Linked DNA regions of Homo sapiens: region 2 is linked to region 1. Evidence: chromatin contacts called from ENCODE Hi-C or POLR2A ChIA-PET data. All regions are on one chromosome and are shown on one strand. The core of a region is the stretch at or near the end of the contact, and the rest is flanking DNA. Distances in the headings are between cores, read along the strand shown. Region 1 has its middle 120 kb from the start of INHBA-AS1. Region 2 has its middle 87 kb from the start of LINC01449.

Evidence for each region. Hi-C counts contacts between places; a loop is a spot of excess contacts on that map. ChIA-PET counts read pairs that join two places held with the same protein, here RNA polymerase II (POLR2A). Pooled maps may share reads with other maps.
Region 2: a map of endothelial cell of umbilical vein shows a loop between it and region 1 (10-fold over the local background). The contact joins two enhancer-like sites. A Hi-C loop is called at or near these places in 2 of 168 maps with a recorded cell type or tissue (PC-9 and endothelial cell of umbilical vein) and 3 of 50 pooled maps. POLR2A ChIA-PET finds 5 or more read pairs at or near these places in 2 of 52 experiments (PC-9 and endothelial cell of umbilical vein).

Annotation. Positions count from the first base shown.
Region 1 is chr7:41,571,727-41,574,655 of GRCh38, forward strand. No RefSeq gene overlaps it. Among named protein-coding and RNA genes, the nearest start is that of INHBA-AS1, 120 kb to the right of the region's middle. Within about 2 kb of position 1,450, at least 4 of the 41 ENCODE cell types and tissues checked have a DNase peak (open chromatin) inside an H3K27ac peak, as active enhancers do; they include PC-9 and endothelial cell of umbilical vein, where a contact is called at or near this core.
Region 2 is chr7:41,187,538-41,190,466 of GRCh38, forward strand. No RefSeq gene overlaps it. Among named protein-coding and RNA genes, the nearest start is that of LINC01449, 87 kb to the left of the region's middle. Within about 2 kb of position 1,399, at least 6 of the 41 ENCODE cell types and tissues checked have a DNase peak (open chromatin) inside an H3K27ac peak, as active enhancers do; they include PC-9 and endothelial cell of umbilical vein, where a contact is called at or near this core.

The DNA.
Region 1 (2,929 bases), core at 200-2,699:
AATGACAAAGTGGAGAGAGTTTTATTGGGTTTCTTGAGCTTCAGATGATAAACACCCTCGTCCAGTAGATATGTGCAATAAACAGAGGATCCAGGGATAGAAAGAAGTTACAGATATATAAACAGGGCTCACTGGTGTGTGCAGCTATGGTCTGAATGCTTGTGTTCCCTAAAACTTCGTATGTCGAAATCATAACCTCCGTCAATGATATTAGGAGGCAGGACCTTTGGGAGGTGAGTGAGATTGGTTCCATTCACTAATGGGCCTCTTTTTAAGGGCACTCATTCCATTCTTTCTCCACCCACATGAATTGGATTAGTGCCCTTAGAAAAGAGACCTGCTGGGAGCTCATTTGCCCCTTTGTGCCATGGGAAGAAACAACTAGAAAATGCAGTCTGTGAACCAGAAAACAGGCCCTCACCAGACACTAGATCTACTAGCACCTTGATCTTAAACTTCCTGGCTTCCAAAACTGTGAGAAACAATTTTTTGTTTGTTTATAGCTACCTAGTTTACGGTGTTTGGTTATAGCAGCCCAAATGGGCAAAAATATAGCAGTTGAAGCCGATCTAGTGAATGAGGTCATTCACAAAAGCATTTATGATGCTTGAAGAAGGTAAAACTAAAATTATTATTATTTTTTTAAGACAGAGTCTCATTCTGTCACCCAGGCTGGAGTGCAGTGGCTCCATATCGGCTCACTGCAACCTCCGCCCCCTGGGTTCAAGCGATTCTCTTCCCTCAGCCTCCCAAGTAGCTGGGATTACAGGTGCCCACAACCCCACCTGGCTAATTTTTGTATTTTTAGTAAGGATGGGGTTTCACCACATTGGCCAGGCTGGTCTTGAACTCCTGACCTCAGGTGATCAGCCCACCTTGGCCTCCCAAAGTGCTGGGATTACAGGTGTGAGCCACTGCACCTTGCCTAAAATGAAATTTAAGTTAATTCAAAAATCTGGGCCACTAGGTATACAAGCATTAATTAGACTATTGAAACATATTAAAGTTAAATGACCTAAACCACTGTTTAAGTACCATTGTTTAGGGGATTACTGATACTTGGTAAGTTATTAAAAAAATTGATACTAACAAAATCTAATCTTAATAGTTTCATTAAAGATAATTGAATTATCTTCTTTTTATAAGTCATATTCTTAATGTCTGTCAAATTTCCAAATTGTTAATGTCAGAAACAGTAAAATCTAGCAAAATGGACATAGATACATAGATACATAGATATAGACATAGATACAGAGTTAGCTCAAATAGAGTTGTACATGTAGACATAGATATAATTCAGTATTTGTCTCCATGAAGGGGTGCCTCTTCTAATGTCTTACTTTCTACCTTTCAATCTCTGCATTTTTCATCCTAGGAGGATCTGTTTATCACCATCAGGTAACTTCCAGTTCATATTTGCCTCAGTATTTCCAACTTTGTTTATCCAAGGAGAGTGACTCATGCTTTTGACAAGATATTTTCATTGCAAGTGTGTGTAGGCACTTAGCACTGTAGCAATGTCATTCTGACATGGCATGCCGAGAGTGACCTGTAGCAGAATTCCCAAGTGGATCTGAGAATGGAAACTAGAAGTTATTTTCAGCACCATCCTTTGGTTAGACCTGCACAAAATCGGAGGTAATTCAGATATCCTCAGTAAGTTGCCCAGCAATTTCCATTAACTGTGCCATTTTGGATGATTTTATTGCTATGACCCTGAAATGAAAATGGACCAGATTTCATTTTACTCCTCTTCTTTCTTTGCCCTATAGAGCAATGTGAGTTCATGCAATTATATCCCCAAGCACACAGCCTAGGCAGATGTATATATGAGCCGTCACATAAAATCCCTACACATTTACACAGTGTATTTGGATAACATACACACATAATAAAGCTTTCCATAGATACTTTTTCATTCTATGTTCTCACTTCTAAGTGAGCTGAAAATCAACGCAAGAGATCACTAGAATGTTTCACCCAGATGACATTATTGTCATATGTGCCATACCATAATTCATACATTAATATGTAAAAATGACATTTTTTAATAAAATGTGTCACTTTAATTTAGAGCTGAAGGAGAAGACATAGGAAAATATTTTCCAATTCATTAGGCCACAGGCCCAAAGAAATAAATCCTTCTGATGAATCCTGTCATCACATTGTAATTCCAACACTTCAATATTCTGAAATTAACCAGACCCATGCCACCCCCACCTCACTATTTCAGCCTAAAATGCTTCCAGAAAGTTCCCCAAGCACTAGCTGTGAAATTACATTGTGTACTAATGGGAGACCTAGGCAGGAGGTTAAAGAGGGTTTTTTGCAGTGTGTAACTGATTTCAGATAAGCAGTGAGCTCATGTATCAGGAAAATGACTTGTTTCCTTTTCACATTTTACACAGTGTAGCAGCCAAGGTAATTTTATGAGCAAGGATTTTGCTGTTGCTGTTACGAATATGATTGTGCATAAGCCAAAATTTGCTGCTGGAGCCCCAAAGCCTTTGAGGATGGCAATTATTTATTGTCTTTGGAGGGATTCTTCTTCCTCATGGTCCCATCTAGACCAGGTTTTCAAGAAAGCTCTTGATCTAGTCGCCATTGCAAGAAAAAATGAATTGGTTAGTTGGGGCTGCCATCACTATTCTATTTTGATTCCTCAGGACTTCCTCAGATTACACCCATCTCTGGCCAGCAAAATGCCATGAGAGACTTGGGATTTTTCTTATAGGCATATCTTAGAACTTTCCTGCTAACTAGAAAGACAGTCAGCTCCTTGAAACCAAAGCACCCCCAATCCTACTCTGAGTCAGAGAATGTTTCCTATTGACTTTAAATATGTTCCTCTAAACATCTTATGAGCATGAGTCTTGGGGAGGAATTTAGTTCCATTTATAAAGCTTTGATTTCTAGAGAAACTCAAAGT
Region 2 (2,929 bases), core at 149-2,648, 380 kb before region 1:
CCCTTACACTGGGCCCCACCCTTATTTAAGTATTTCCTGTCACTTGAAGATGTTGGCTCCCCTTCGCCTCTGGGCCTTTCCACATGCTATTACCCCTACCTGGAACACACTATTGTGACAGCTACAGATTGGCACTTGGGTCACAGACCTCAATACAGATGTGTTTTAGGTTATTTTAGCTGTAACGCCAAGAAATACCAAGAAACACACGTTTAGGCTTAACCCAAATAAATATGAATACTTTCTTTTTCTTTCTTTCTTTTTTTTTTTTTAATGAGACAGAGTCTCGCTCTGTCGCCCAGGCTGGAGTGCAGTGGTCTGATCTCAGTTCACTGCAAGCTCCGCCTCCCGGGTTGACGCCATTCTCCTGCCTCAGCCTCCTGAGTAGCTGGGACTACAGGCGCCCGCCACCACGCCCGGCTATTTTTTTGTATTTTTAGTAGAGACGGGGTTTCGCTGTGTTAGCCAGGGTGGTCTCGATCTCCTGACCTCGTGATCCGCCCACCTCGGCCTCCCAAAGTGCTGGGATTACAGGCTTGAGCCACCGAGCCAGCCAATATGCTTATTTTCTTGACAGCTTCCTCACCCCTTAAGGAGGCATTCACTGGAGTCAGAAGGCGTGGCCGAAAGAAGAAACTCTGCGCTTCCCTTCCTGCCCCCATCAGGCGTAGCTGTCATTCCTATTGGTCCCCACCAAGGTGTGCCCAGCTGGCTTACATGTCTCATTCAGCCTCATTCATTAATCATACGCATCCAAAATTCAAACCAACACTTACAGTATTACACCAAACACTTGTTTTTTTAGTTCCATAAATTTGTGCTATTGCAGCCAATCATCCCACAACCATATAAAAGGAGTCTTAGCACGTGGTTAATAAGAGTTAAGGAAGCCAGGTTCCAGAAGGAATTTCTCAGGATTCCCTCTGATTCAGCATTCTTCATTCCTCCATTCTTGACCTGGCTATGCCTTACACACCCCTGGGCTCTTAGTTTTAAAGCTCTTTTCTGCTCCCCACTGTGGTCGTGTTAGGTTCCCCTACCAAGAGTTGCAAAATCCCTTGTTTCCCAGTAATGTTCTCTGCTAATACTCTGTTTCTTGACTGTGCTCTGAGCTTCCGAAAGGCAAAGAGTGTATTTGTCAAGGTCCCCATTGTATCTACAGAGCCTGGCATGTGGTGACTGCACAATAAATATTGCTGAACAAATAAATAAAATAAATCGTGGCAAGAATAGAGATTGCATTAAAAGTTTATCTCCCCTTTTCCCCTTTATCCCCAGGAGACCCCATCCTCCAGAATTCAAAGAAGAAAGTTGAACCCTTCTCACATTAAGCCTATCTGAAAAGCTGCTTTTAGAAACTCCAGTGCACACTCACACACCATTATATGTTATTTCAGGCTGGTGTAATAATAAAACTGTCAATCCTATGAATAAGAACTGTTTCTTTACTTGGATTCTTGCTCATGTTCGTGTATATTTATGTATTACTAGAAAAGCAGCATTCTTAAGATTCTTAGATTGTTTTGATAAGATATGACTCTACTTTTCCCAGCCTTTCTTATTATAAGAATCTTTAACAAGCTCTTTAAACAGTTCACACATGCTACCTTACATTTTTATGTGATGTAACGTATAGTGAAAATTTTTTAAAAAGATTTTCTTAATATAATGTTTAAATAATAAAATTATTTCTTGTCTAATGATATTTGTGCAAGTAGACTAGTTTTTTTATGCATAGAAGACACACCATTTCTTTAGTTTCGTTGAGGAATAATTATCAATCATTATTATTTATAAGACAAGGCTGTTCTTTTTTAAAAAAAATCTTTAATTTAAAATACCTCTGTATTTAAGAGTGTTAACTACAAGAGCCTTTTCTATTGTCGTTCTTAGAAAAAAAAAGGTTCTGATGTTTGCTAGTCTAATAATTTATTTAATGCCTAAATTCATGTGACCTGAAAAAAAAAGTTTAAAACATTAAGTGAAGATGTGTGGTTCTATGGAGGGCAAAAGTCTTGTGTATAAGACCACAGGTAGCAGCCAGCTCCCTCAGTGGCCATCTCTATCAGCCTTGAGACCACCTCTCCTTACTGATCTTAGCTAGAAAACAGGCAAAAGGTAGCAGCTTCTAGTGACCATTCCAGGCTGCTTACAAACAGGGTGATTCTGGGGGAAAGCAGAACTGGGTGCTTTCCATCTCCATTGAAAAATGAAAAAAACAGAAAAAAATGGACAAAATGAAGAAAGAATATAGAGAATTTCAAACAACTGGCTTAGTCTTGGGCCTTCTTTCCCTGCCCACCCCACACCACCATCTTTTGCATGCCCTTCTCACCCTGCCCTGTTGTCAACCTTGAGCTGTCTTGGAAGCAAAGTCCAAGGGGACAATGGAGCATGCAGGCAAGTTCCATATCACCCCATTTGCCTAGAGCATTTGGTTGCCCCATGAACACAGAATTCCAGTGGACCCACAATGTGTGGGAGTTCAGTGAGGCTCATGGCGAGTACAAGGGAAATGTGTCATGTTTATGACTAAGTGGTCATGCTTCCTGTTCAAACAAGAAAGAAGGCAACAGCATTCTAAGAAACACAAACAACCAAGGGATCTTAAAGTATCCTTTCTCACTCCTGTCACTTCCTTGTAATAACCAACCAATTACATGGAAAACGATGACATTGAAGGAAAGGGAAAAATAGGGAAACCTACAGATCTTTTTTCTTTCTGTTTTTAGAAAGCACATCAACAAGCCAAATGTAGAAAGCATCGGTAAAATGTGCAAATATAAAGAAATAAAAAAGAGTTGAGTTAGTGTTGTGTGGCGTTCACACTGTTCTGGTGAGAATGAAATACATATGCGCATACAAGGTACAGAACGTGAATTTATGAATTGTGTAATTTTGGTGATTCGGCAGAAGAGTTACATGTTCT